Linked DNA regions of Homo sapiens: all the other regions are linked to region 1. Evidence: read pairs that join two places in POLR2A ChIA-PET (ENCODE). Cell type or tissue: A673. All regions are shown on one strand.

The links. ChIA-PET counts read pairs that join two places held together with the same protein. Peaks named below come from ENCODE experiments on the same cell type or tissue, not always from the same donor. Only the 100,000 strongest peaks of a DNase experiment are listed, where the experiment ranks them.
Region 2: POLR2A ChIA-PET joins it to region 1 with 13 read pairs; 3 of 35 experiments call an interaction of 5 or more read pairs at or near these places.
Region 3: POLR2A ChIA-PET joins it to region 1 with 11 read pairs; 14 of 35 experiments call an interaction of 5 or more read pairs at or near these places.

Annotation. Positions count from the first base shown.
Region 1 is chr16:2,465,913-2,469,912 of GRCh38, forward strand. It overlaps TEDC2-AS1 (TEDC2 antisense RNA 1), which reads right to left and starts at 2,301. Exons shown (of 1, transcript NR_135198.1): 1 at 1-2,301. RefSeq lists silencers at 1,750-1,799, 1,860-2,199, 2,210-2,259 and enhancers at 2,707-3,250, 3,210-3,349, 3,510-3,589. In A673, no CTCF peak of the experiment used is centred here; DNase peaks (open chromatin) are centred at 1,799, 2,679 and 3,109; H3K4me3 peaks cover 1,494 bases; H3K27ac peaks cover 3,448 bases.
Region 2 is chr16:1,981,903-1,985,902 of GRCh38, forward strand. It overlaps TBL3 (transducin beta like 3), which reads left to right. Exons shown (of 22, transcript NM_006453.3): 22 at 1-1,027. GFER (growth factor, augmenter of liver regeneration) reads left to right here and starts at 2,291. Exons shown (of 3, transcript NM_005262.3): 1 at 2,291-2,574; 2 at 2,845-3,041; 3 at 3,964-4,000. The coding sequence starts at 2,317. RefSeq lists silencers at 830-1,022, 2,043-2,582. In A673, CTCF peaks have their summits at 1,687 and 1,914; DNase peaks (open chromatin) are centred at 1,719 and 2,159; H3K4me3 peaks cover 2,102 bases; H3K27ac peaks cover 1,840 bases.
Region 3 is chr16:2,166,522-2,170,521 of GRCh38, forward strand. TRAF7 (TNF receptor associated factor 7) reads left to right here. Exons shown (of 21, transcript NM_032271.3): 4 at 1,556-1,647. Among named protein-coding and RNA genes, the nearest start is that of TRAF7, 13 kb to the left of the region's middle. In A673, no CTCF peak of the experiment used is centred here; no DNase peak of the experiment used is centred here; H3K27ac peaks cover 731 bases.

The DNA of each region.
Region 1 (4,000 bases):
CCCCTCCTGGCGCTGGTGCTGGGGCAGGTGTGGGGTCACCGGTTCACACTGAGCCTCCACCAGGAAGGGCCTTTTACCTCTTCACCCTTTAGCCACTCCACTCTCACCTCCTCCAAGCCTCCTTCCCTTCCCCAGGAAGGCAGGAAAGAGCATGGGTCAGGGTTGGGCCCTCTGCAGCCACAGAGGTGTTTGCAACATGACTTGTTTCTTGCCCTGGGACTGGGCAAGATTCTCAAGGAGTCAGCCCCAGTTGTCCAGGTTTGTCCCCACTGTCATGCTGGGTGATGGTGGTGATGACCTCAGGGGCCGGCATAGAGATTACTTGATGTGGCATCTAAAGTGCTGGCCACAGGCTGGGCGTGGTGGCTCACACCTGTAATCCCAACACTTTGGGAGGATGAGGCAGGCAGATCACCTGAGGTCAGGAGTTCATGACCAGCCTGGCCAACATGTTGAAACCCTGTCTCCATTCAAAATATAAAAACTAAAGGCCAGGCACGGGGGCTTATGCCTGTAATCCCGGCACTTTGGGAGGCCAAGGCGGACGGATCATGAAGTCAGGAGATTGAGACCATCCTGGCTAACACGGTGAAACCCCGTCTCTACTAAAAATACAAAAAATTAGCCAGGCTTGGTAGTGCGCATCTGTCATCCCAGTTACTTGGGAGGCTGAGGCAGGAGAATCGCTTGAGCCCAGGAGGTGGAGGTTGCAGTGAGCCGAGATCACACCACTGCACTCCAGCCTGGGTGACAGAGCAAGACTCCGTCTCAAAAAAAAAACCCTGCTGGCCACAGAGGCCGTGGTGTTGGCCATGGCCAGTGCTCGTAGTGTTCTTTAAACGAACCTGCACTGAGGGCCCGAGGCATCCCAGACATTTTGGGAGCTGGGGCCAGGTGCTCTGTGTGGACAGTGCCGGAGCTCCACCAAGCGCTGCTCTGGGCAGGGACCTGCGACAGGGAAGATGACCGGCCTCTTCACCAAGGTGCCCCCCCTGGACAGGGCAGCAGGACAGGAGGTGGATGACACCTGGAGAAAGCCGGGTCTTCTGAGAACCAGATGGAGCGTCGCAGGTAGGTCGTGCTTGTAAAGGGCCTTATAGTCCAGCGGGCCAGAAACACGCTCGGACCCAGAGTCCCAAGTTGAGGGCTGCTGGGGACCAGATGACAGAGACCAAGACAGGAAACCAAAAACCATGGTCCTCGTTGCATTGAGGGGGCGCCTCCAGGGACAGGGCAGCTCCACCCCCTGCCACCGCAGCCTGGCAGCAGCCCCAGGGTCGCACCCCTTGTGCAGATCAGCCAGCCTCGCCCCTCCCGGCAACCCCATTGCTGCCTCCAGGCTTATGCCCAGGTGCCTCTATCTGCAGGAGCCACTGACTCATTTGAAACCCCCAACCACGCTGCGACCGTACACCCCCGTGGCTTTCCAGAGCAGGTGGTCTCTACCTGACGTTATTTCACTGGCTGACTTGGCTCATGGCTCATCCCCCATGCCTACTGGATGTCTGCCTCAGGAGGACAGGGGTGCTATCCCCCCTACCCCGGCCAGGCCCTGATGGGAGCCAGATGTGCACTGACTCAATGATCCACCAATCCCGGGGGCCAACCCAGAGGACAGTGGTGTCCTGGAGCAGGGAGGCGGCCTAGATAGCTTTGTGGGGGTCCTGAGGAGGCCCCAACACAGGAGTCCAGGGCGGGAAAGACAAGCCGCCTCCTCGGACTAACGCCCGCCCACCCCGATTCCCCGCCAAAACCCAGAGGTAGCAGCTGACTCCTCGGGCTCCCGGCTGGCGTCACCGCCTCTGGAGCCAATGGGCTCTGACGTGGCGAGCCTGGAACGCCACTGGGACTGCGCGGGCGTCCACACCACCCACCGAGCGCGGCCACCGCGTTGGCGGCATGAGCGCGCTCGAGCCTCCCCCAGCGGCGCCCGCCTCGCCCCCCGGGCCGGGTCTGGCGCACCCGGAACCCCCCGGGGCCCTGCGCGCCCTGCTCTTGGCCACCGGCGGCGCTGGGGGCTCGTGGCCTCGCTGCATTCTGCCGTTCGGTGCCGTGGCCGTGCTGGCTGGTGCGGCTGCCACGGCCATCACCTTCTCGCTGCGGGGACCCCGCCTGGACCTGGCCCAGGGCTCGTCGCTGGCCGCGCTCAGTGCGGGCCTGGGGCTTCTGACCGCCGCCTTCCTGTGCTGGCGCGCTCGGCGGAGGCGAAGGGCCGGGCGCAGGGAGCCGGGGGCGCCCTGAGCCGCGGGCGAGGCCCCCTCCCATCGAGGTCACCGCGAGCCGGCCGCCCCTCCCTCCAACCTCGCCCCGGCCGGGCGGGCGCAGTGCCAAGCGTGGTCGCAGAGGCCGCCCCCCACACCCCATCCCCAAATCGTTTCTTCTGGAACCCTTTGGGCAGAGAAGGCCACCGGCCGTTTCCCTCCCTCCCTCTCTGCTTTCCCTCTCTTCCCTCCTCCGTCCAACGTCGCATTTCAGCTTTTGACTTGGCGCGCAGAGCTGGCGCGACCGCAGAGCGGCCTGGCTGGGCAGCGGTCTGCGAGGCTGGGGGATCGACCCGGCGCGAGGGTGCTGGGTGCAGGGCAGCGCGACGCGGGCTCGGCCACACCACCCGCCGTTGGGAGCCGGCGCTGTGTCTGCTCCTGGGCTGTCTGCCTTCGGAGCTCGGTTGGAAACCCCCCGAGGCATAATAGGCGCTCGATAAATGTGCAATAGGTGAACATGTGGTGGCTTGCAGGCGTCTGGGGGGAGACAGCAGGTTCTGGGCTGGGCAGGGAATTATTGGATCAACGGGCATCTTACAGGAAAGACTCTCAGCTCCCTGCCGCCTAGGACTGTCCAGCCCATCTATGCCCTCTCCCCAGCCTGTGCCCCAAAGCTGGAGCTGCCACTCTAGGGGTGAGGGGTGGGGTGGGGAGGGGGAGGCGAAGCACTGCGGCCTGAGTTGCAGGTGGGGGGAGGGGAGGCGGAGCTTCTTTGTTGCAGAAGGTGCCAGGAGGGGGCAGGGCCAGTGGAGAGGTGGGAGGTGGGAGAGGCCCCAGCCAGGGGCTGGGACAGGTGGCTGGGTCCCTGGGGAGCAATAAGTCCCGCTTGGGCGCTGTGGGGAGGCCCTTCCTAACTCCCAAACACCATCTGTGAGGGCTGGGGGTGGGGGCAGAGTAGCGTGTGCAGAGGACTGTTCCTGGGGAGAGGCCCTGTGACCAGCGGCCTCCTCCCTGGGGAGCTGGCGGTACAATGGCCCTCTGGGCCCACGGCCTCCCGCCGCTGCTGCTGACCCAGATGAACAATTGGGGCAGGGCTGAGCCCCAGGCACCTACTTTCCCCCACCCCAGAAGCCACCAGACGTTCTGCAGACCCCAGTCCTGGCTCACAGGGAAGCTGAGCTGGAGACAAAGCCAGCCCCTCTGATGAGGGTGGAAGAGGCTGCTGGCCACTGTCCCTCTTGCAGCCTGGCTGGCAGCCAGTCTGGCAGTGGCCCTGACGTCCAGAGACAGCTTGGGTTTCCCCAGAGGCTTGTCTCTGGCCAGTGGGACCCCTCTGTCAGGCCTGGGCTTTTCTCTCCACTGTCCCAGAATGATGATCTCAGCCCCCATAGTCCCCCCAGGGTTCCTCCCACCCTTAGGGTGGGGTGTCGGGGGGTGGGGGTTGGGAGCCAGAAGGACCTTGAAGAGGGTGGTTGGGACGTTTCAGGTTCTAAGCTTGACCCACAGAGCGGAGCGTGAGCCCCGTCAGGTTGAGGTCCCTCAACTTGTAAAGGACACAATTCCCATTCTCTTTATCAGGAAGCTGAGGGGCAGGGGCCCTGTGGCAGAGAGAGAGCCCCTTAGCCCTCTCTGTTCAGTCCTCCGGTGCCCCCATCCCTGTGCATCTGTGGCTGTCACATGCAGATGTGTGGCAAGGAGAAGGTGCCCACCAGCCAGTGTCAGTTGCTCCAGGAGCCAAGCCAGGTGCCCTATCACCCTGTCTTCCCGTTCCTCCCCTCCATGGTCAGGCCCTCCTGCTC
Region 2 (4,000 bases), 480 kb before region 1:
GTCACTGGCATTTGGTGGGTGGGGGTGGTGGTCAGGGAAGTGGTCACTAGGGCTGTTTTGAGAACCACCTCTCAATTCACGATTTGCCATGACTTACTGCAAACATGGCCTGGGCAGAGGCTCGCCCAGGTGCCCCACCTCTCTGGCTGCTTCCTTATAGTTCGGGCTTCGGAAGCCACATTCAACCCTGGCACACAGTGGTTTTTCCTCGTGCTGGGGCCACCAGTTCTGTGTTGGGATGCACCTACTCCAGCCCCTTCAGGGAGCAGTCAGCCTCTAAGGCATCCCTCCAGGAAGCTGCCCTGGCTGCAACAAAGGGCCTTTGTGTGTCTGTCCCACCAGCACTCTCTCTCATGCCCTCAAGCTGTCCCTGGTCTTGGCATGGGCAATGAACACCTGCTCACATAGGGCTGATTTGCAGGGTTCCCCCAGCCAGCTGTCACCTTCTCCCTGTCTCAGCTGAGGGCCCAGCTGACCTGGTGGGGTCCAGCGTGTGAACCCAGGGGAGACCTTGCTCCCCTGGAAGACAGGAGAAGCTGGGGAGGATTTATTCACAAGCAGAGGCCTAGAGGGATTCTGAGGCCACCTGCCTACCCCAGCTGACAGCTCCTGCCCCACACCCCATCAGCCCTGCATGGTTTCCACTTTTTCCTCCCCTACCCTCTTTTCTTGCCTGAATAGTACACCCCACCCTCCATCTGTATGCTCCTCACTTGCCCCTACAAAATCCACTCCAAGGACAGACACAGTGCCTCACCTGTAATCCAAGTACTTTGGGAGGCCGAGGCAGGGGGATTGCTTGAGCTCAGGAGTTCGAGACCAGTCTGGGCAACATGTTGAGACCTCCATCTGTGCCCCCCAAAAATACAAAAATTAGCTGGGCGTGGTGGCGTGTGCCTGTAGTCTACTTGGGAGGCTGAGGTGGGAGATCACTTGAGCCTAAGCAGTCGCGGCTGCAGTGAACAAGATCGCGCCACTGCACTCCACCCTGGGTAACGGAACAAGACCCTGTCTCAAAAAAAAAAAAGAAATCCACTCCCCATATGATAGCCAGCGGAATCTGCAGCAAACTGAAATGGGATCAGATTGGGTAACCTTGCCCAAAACTGTCTAGCATCTTCCCTCCTACCGTTATAATAAATTCCCAATCCCCGAAGCTGCCGACCAAGTCTTTGGTGGGCCCCTGTCCGTCCCTGGATCTCCCCTCCCACCTTACAACCCTCCCTAGCGTCCCACTGGCGTTTTTGTTCCTGCAAAATGCCAAGACCCTGCCACCTTGGGCTTGGTCTCGAAGGCGCTCCTCAGCTGATTCCTCATCCTTCAGAAAGGGTCACCTCCTCAAGGAGGCCTTCCAGATTTACTACACCCTTGCATGGACCCACCAGTTTGTACGTGAACATTTATGAGTGTGAGTCCTTGTTTTTTTTTCCTGTCTTGACCACTGGATTATGAACAGAGAAGGTCAGGGAACAGAATTGTGTTCCCTGCTCTGCCCAGCACTTGGAACAGCGCTTGGAACAGAGCGGTCACTGCGCAAATAATAGCGGAATGGATAAATGAACGCAAGGAGGCACAGGAATCCCAGAGGCCGCTCCAACCGGGAGCCCGACCCCTCATCCCAGGCTCTAGGATCCGCGACAGCCGGCGAGGGGCGCCAGGGAGCCCAAGGCACGCGCCAACCCTCTGCGGCCGCGCCGCGCCCTGCGTTGCCAGACGCCCGTTGCCATGGCGCCAGGGAGGGGACAAGAGCCCAGGACCCTAGCGCGCGCCGCAATCTGTGCGGTCACGCCCGGCCCGCGTTGAGAGAGCGCTTGGCAGCCAGCGGGTGGACGCGCCCCTCAGCGGAGGGCACAAAGCCTGGCCGCAGGCACGCAGGACACTCAGAACGGAGCGATGGGGACGTCGCGGGCCGCAACACGGACTTTGCCTGGGTGTCAGCTCGGGTCCACAGCGCGGCCGAGGCGCACCTTGCGCCACACACTGCTCTTTTACTGGAGAAAGCGGGACGGCCGCCACGGACGGCGCAACCCCTGCGTGCGCCGCGGATCGACGCCTGAGGGCGCCAGCAGGGTCCGACCCTCCTGCTCCGTCCCCGCCCCTGTCCTCGGGCCCGGCCAGCGCCGCGGCCTCTGGCTCCGCCTCCACACGGGCCCGCAAGCAGGCACCGCCCCCGACTCTGCCCCCAGCCCCGGCTCGGGCCCGGCCCCCGCGAGCACGGCGCGCGCCTCCGGCTCCTGTGGCCGCGCGCTGGCCTGGAGGCTGACCTGGAGGCTCATCTGGAGGCCGAGCTGACCCGGCAGGCCTTGCGCGGGCAACATGGCGGCGCCCGGCGAGCGGGGCCGCTTCCACGGCGGGAACCTCTTCTTCCTGCCGGGGGGCGCGCGCTCCGAGATGATGGACGACCTGGCGACCGACGCGCGGGGCCGGGGCGCGGGGCGGAGAGACGCGGCCGCCTCGGCCTCGACGCCAGCCCAGGCGCCGACCTCCGATTCTCCTGTCGCCGAGGACGCCTCCCGGAGGCGGCCGTGCCGGGCCTGCGTCGACTTCAAGACGTGGATGCGGACGCAGCAGAAGGTGCAGTTCCCTGCCCGATTTCTCCCAGCCCCGCGCAGCCCCTGTCCCCGCCCCCGCCCAGGTACCCCGGCAGAGCTTCCCAGGGTTGCCTGTCCCTGAACCTTGCCCCCCGGGTAGGCCCGGCCTTACAGCCTTCATCCGCGCGTGGGTTGGATCGTCTGCAGGACTTTGGCCGGAGTCCAGTGGGCCACCGGCTGGGCCGTACAGTGGGGAGCTTTGGGCGCCTTTGTTCGGAGAATGAACTCACTCTCGGTCGGCCTGCTTCCGCAGCGGGACACCAAGTTTAGGGAGGACTGCCCGCCGGATCGCGAGGAACTGGGCCGCCACAGCTGGGCTGTCCTCCACACCCTGGCCGCCTACTACCCCGACCTGCCCACCCCAGAACAGCAGCAAGACATGGCCCAGTTCATACATTTATTTTCTAAGTTTTACCCCTGTGAGGAGTGTGCTGAAGACCTAAGAAAAAGGTAAGATGTGTTTGCACGCAGCAGAGCTTTGCACTGGAGCCTGGGCCTGGGGCTCCTGGCTGACGTTATAGCGGGGAACGTAGAGAAACGGATGCAGAGGTGGCAGAAGTTTGCTGAGGAGCAGGGACCTCCAACAGGTGAGGACTGGGGCTATCTGAGCCTCCTCCTCTCGTCTCAGAAGCCAAGCTGTCGGGATCTGCTGCTGGGTACTGCTCCTGCCACAGCCACAGGGCTTCCAGGAAGGGATTCCCTGCCTTGTCTGGCACTGAAGGCGGTTTCCCGCAAGTTAGGGAAGACTCCACTTTGCCTGACTTCTAGAGTAGGACTTCTGGTTTTAAAATCTTGGAAATCCACTGCTTTTGCTCCCAAGAGCCATCTCTTCCTCACTGAGGGATCCAAGAGCCAGCACTGGCCCTTGCAGGTGTTTCTAGGCCAGATGTATAGGGTAGAGCCGCCATTGTTGCTATAAGGCTGGTCAGTTAGAATGAAGTCTCTTGCTGAACTGACGCACCAGGGCCTGCCCTCAGATGCTAAGAAACAAGTCCAGTTTTCAGTTACAAGGCTGTGCCCAGCCCCACCCAGGCCACACTCTGCCTGAGGCCAGGGACACTGGATGCCGCTTCCTGGGTGTTAGGAGCTTATAAAATTGCCAGGTCTGTGCTGTAATGTGTTGCCTTGAGGCCTCGTTGGAGTTTGCCAAGCTGTCCAGGTGGGTGTTTGCGCAGCCCTGGGAGTTCATCACACCCGGGGAGCTGCAGGGTCAGCCCTGTTCTGGGAGTGCCTGTACCTTGGAGCATAAGGGCACTCCCAGGTGTAGTTCACAGCAGTGCCCCAGCTCTCCTTCCTTGACAGCAGACAGGGAACTGGCAGGGGCAGTGGAGCCGCTGCGTCCTCTCATTCTTTACCTGCTCTCCCTACACAGGCTGTGCAGGAACCACCCAGACACCCGCACCCGGGCA
Region 3 (4,000 bases), 300 kb before region 1:
AGCCTCCCAGGTAGCTGGGACCACAGGCACCACCACACCTGGCTAATTTTTTTTATGTTTGGTAGAGATGAGGTCTCACCATGTTGCCCAGGATGGTCTCAAATTCCTGGGCTCACGTGATCCTCCTGCCTTGGCCTCCCAAAGTGCTGGAATTACAGGCATGAGCCAGCAAGCCAAGCCCAATAAATCTTCACCTGCACAAGACCACTGGGCGGGATACACGACAGAAACCTGAAGCTTCCCTGCTGCTTCTCAGTCCTATCCCCTAAAAACCAGAGTGCTGCGCTTTGAACGCAAGCGCCGTGCTCAGGGAGACCATGCGGAAGTGGCAGTGCCTTCTTCCCGAGGTGCAGGGCCAGGGACCCTCATTCCGGGGTGGGGTTCTGGGGTGACTTTGTTCTCTCTCCTTTCTGGCACTCTGCCCTTTGTAGAAGCACACTGGCTGCTAATTAGCTTTTTAATTGCTCTGATAAACCTGGCCATGGGGTCATAGGGCCGCCAAGGACACCTGCTTACAGTAGCGCCTCTTTGCTGCTGGTGATCCCCTCAGGGGCTCTCCAGGGGCCCTCTTTTTTTTTCTAATCCTACCCCCCAAAAAACGGTGCCTTTTCATCTACCCTTAGAAGCCCCATGGCCCCTGTCACACGGCGGAAGGTACCCATGATGGGGCAGGGCACGGCTGCTATGCCTGGCCCCTCGGCGGCAGGGATGGGCAGAGCCAGGCAGCAGGGCGCCCACAGGTACCTCACCTGGCCCCTCATGACAGATGGGGAAACCGAGGCCCAGTCACACGGCAGCCTCTCGAGGCCTCAATCTCGAGCCCAGGGCTCATCGTGACATCTGAGCTGGGCTGGTCCTGAGTCCGGGAGGTGTCTCTCTCTGCCTCCCACGTGGACTGACCGGCCGGTAGCCCTGCCCTCTGGCCCTGGCCAAGCTGGGGTGACGTGTGGGCAGGAGGAGGGAGGGCACTTCAGCTCCTGCCCCAGAGGAGGCCACCAAAGCTGGGGCCACTTCCTGGTCCTGGCTGTGCCAGGGACACCAGGATGCGGTCCTGGCCCTTCTGTATCCCAGCCCACACCTCAACCTCAGCTTCCCCCTCTGTGAGTGGAGGCTGTCAGGGAACTCACCTGGCAGAGGTGCCTCAAGAGGCAAATAAAATGGCACCCCCAGCTGCTGCCAGGCGGCCTTCAGAGTGATGGCTGCGTGCTGGCCATGAGCCTCAGCTGGCTCAATTGGGGTGCTGGGGAGCTTGTAGAGGCCCTGAAAGAAGACCCTGCCTGGGGTAGGCAGGGCTGGGGCAGGGGCTACCGGGCTCAGCGCTGGGACTGTCCAGATGTAGACCGAGCCCAGCGTCCATGCTCCTGGCACTGGTTTGACCTTGAGAGGGAACCCAAGCTTCCCCCGTGCCATCCCTGCATGCTTTCCTGCCTGCCTGGCCCTGGGGAGGGCTGTGAGCTACAGGGGACCCACAGGGTCGGGTATCCAGCATGGGCCCCACCTCCCCCACATCTGCTGAGGGAGCCCCCACTGAGACGCCAGCCCTCTTGCCTTGCAGCTGACGGGACCAGCACCTACAAGCAGCACTGCAGGACACCCTCCTCCTCCAGCACCCTTGCCTACTCCCCGCGGGACGAGGAGGACAGCATGGTAGGTCCCTACCCCCAGGAGCCCGTGTGAGCCTCAGCCTCCCCCCATCCTCCCTCCTGGGGGAACCAGGTCCCAGGAGGAGTTGACAGTGAGCTGGTGAGGCACAGGAGAAGAAGAGCACCTGTGGATACCCTGAGGCCTCGGCAGACATGGCAAGTCTGTGAGAAAGGAGGCTCCTGTGGCTGGACTGTGGGTGGCAGGGGGCAGCCAGTGAGGGCAGCTGGGTCAGAGGGCCTGGCACCTGCAGGCCAGGATGAGGCATATTTGGCTCCATCTTAAGGGAGGTGGAAACCACAGAAAGTTCAGTCAGGAGGATAGCACAATAAAATACATGCTTTGAAAGCTTCCTTTGCTGCTGGGTAGGGAATGAGCGGGGTTGCTGGGTCCAGGCAGGGTTTGAGGAGGGGTCCTGATGAGGCGGGGGGAAAGGTGTGTGGACCTAAGCTGTGGGGACACCAGAGGCAATGGGGTGGGGGTTGCGGAACCTGCGCCAAGTGCTGGGGGAGCCGGAGAATTCCCTGTTGCTGGCTGTGTGAGGTGCAGAAAGGATCAGGGCAGTCGGGGGCTGGCTGCTGGTACCTGAGCCCTGTGGCCAGGGTCTCAGTGGCCGTTCCCTGCCATCCTGGTCAATGGCGCTCATTGCTGGGCTCTGGGCCTACCCAGGGGACAGAGGCCAACTCTACCCTGGGCATGAAGGACTGGCCCAGCAGGGGGTGGGGGTGTGTGGGGCCTCTCTGGCAGCTGCCTCTCTCCAGTGCTTGGACACCAGGTGTGGCGGCCCTGCTGGCCCTCTTGGGACCGAGGCCTTTTCTTTTTTCCTTTTTTCTTTTTTTTGAGACGGACTTTTGCTCTTGCTGCCCAGGCTGGAGTGCAATGGTGTGATCTCAGCTCACCACAACCTCCGCCTCCCGGGTTTAAGTGACTCTCCTGCCTCAGCCTCCCGAGTAGCTGGGATTACAGGCGTGCACCACCACTCCTGGCTAATTTTGAATTAGTAGAGATGGGGTTTCTCCATGTTGGTCAGGCTGGTCTCGAACTCCCGACCTCAGCTGATCTGCCCCCTCCTTGGCCTTCCAAAGTGCTGGGATTACAAGTGTGAGCCACCTTGCTCAGCCAGAAAAGAAGTTTTTAATTAATTGAACAAACACACCTGTGTGCCGGGCGCTGTGCTAGGCCGAGGGCGAGTTGGGTATGTCTGGGCCCCGTCCCCTGGGCCTCTGCCTGCCTCGGTCTCCACAACCCGAAGCCACGAGTCCTCCATGTCTGTGGTTCCCATAATCACCTGCTATCCCCATGGGTCACGGTGGCTTTCAAGAGAGGCGGGTACCTTCTCTGTTTGCTGATAGGCCCACACAGGGAGTCCCCCTCCTGCCCTTCCCCCGTCCCCCAGGCCTGCCTGCTGTCAGCCCCTACGCCCAAGAGGGTGGGAGACTCTGGGGTAGTATTGGGCAGGCCCGGGAGAGTGGTTCCCGTGCCAGCTCCTGCTCTGCTCTCGCCCCTGGGGCTCCCTCTGCTGCTGTGGGGCCTTGTGACTCACTTTCTCTGACTCCCTTCTGTTCCCCATGTGCTGCTTCCATGCAGACGGGCCCTTGGGACCCAAAGGGAGGTGGGTACATGGCACACAATGCCCCCCGCCGGCCTTGGGACTGGTTTGCCTCTGTGCTCTGTGGGTTTCATACCCAGGCTGCCGGGAAGGGGGCCAGAGGCTCGGCAGAGCAGCAGCTGGGCCCCTCTGCAGTCAAAGCACCAGGAGAGAAGCCTTGGGCAGTGTGGCTCTTGGAAACTTCTGGAGGTTTCCAGGCCAGAGGGGAGGAAGGGACAGTGTCTGCCCCTCCCCCAGGCTCCCTTGTCGGTGGCTCAGCCAGAGGCAGGCACCTGTGGCCCTCACTCCTGCCCTCGGGAAGCTCAGCCGAGGTTCTCTGGGGGCCTGGCCCTGCCTTCCCTCTGAGCCTCCCAGCTGGGCCTGGTGTCCCCCACCAGCAAGGCCAGACAAGCAGCCAGGCCCGGGGGGCACCTGGAGCCCAGCCGTCGCTCCCTGCCAGCATTCCTGGCCCTTCCATCCTGCGGTCACGGCCTCGGCTGTCCAGGATTGGCTGGTGGAGGTGCCCCCTCACGGCCCACATTCCCCCACGGGAAGCAGGAAGCAGCCCGGGTATATGGAATTGAATAGCAGGAAGTCTCTCCATTTACACAAAGAGAGGTGGCAGGCGTGAGCGGGCAGCCCAGCACCCCGGCCCAGGCCGCCCAGGCGGGCAGGCAGGGACCTGGGTTGCATCAGCTCCCCACGCCCACCCACGGCCCCCGTGGACGAGGAGAGTACCCGCAGGGACCGGGGTGGCCCCAGGGGTGCTGC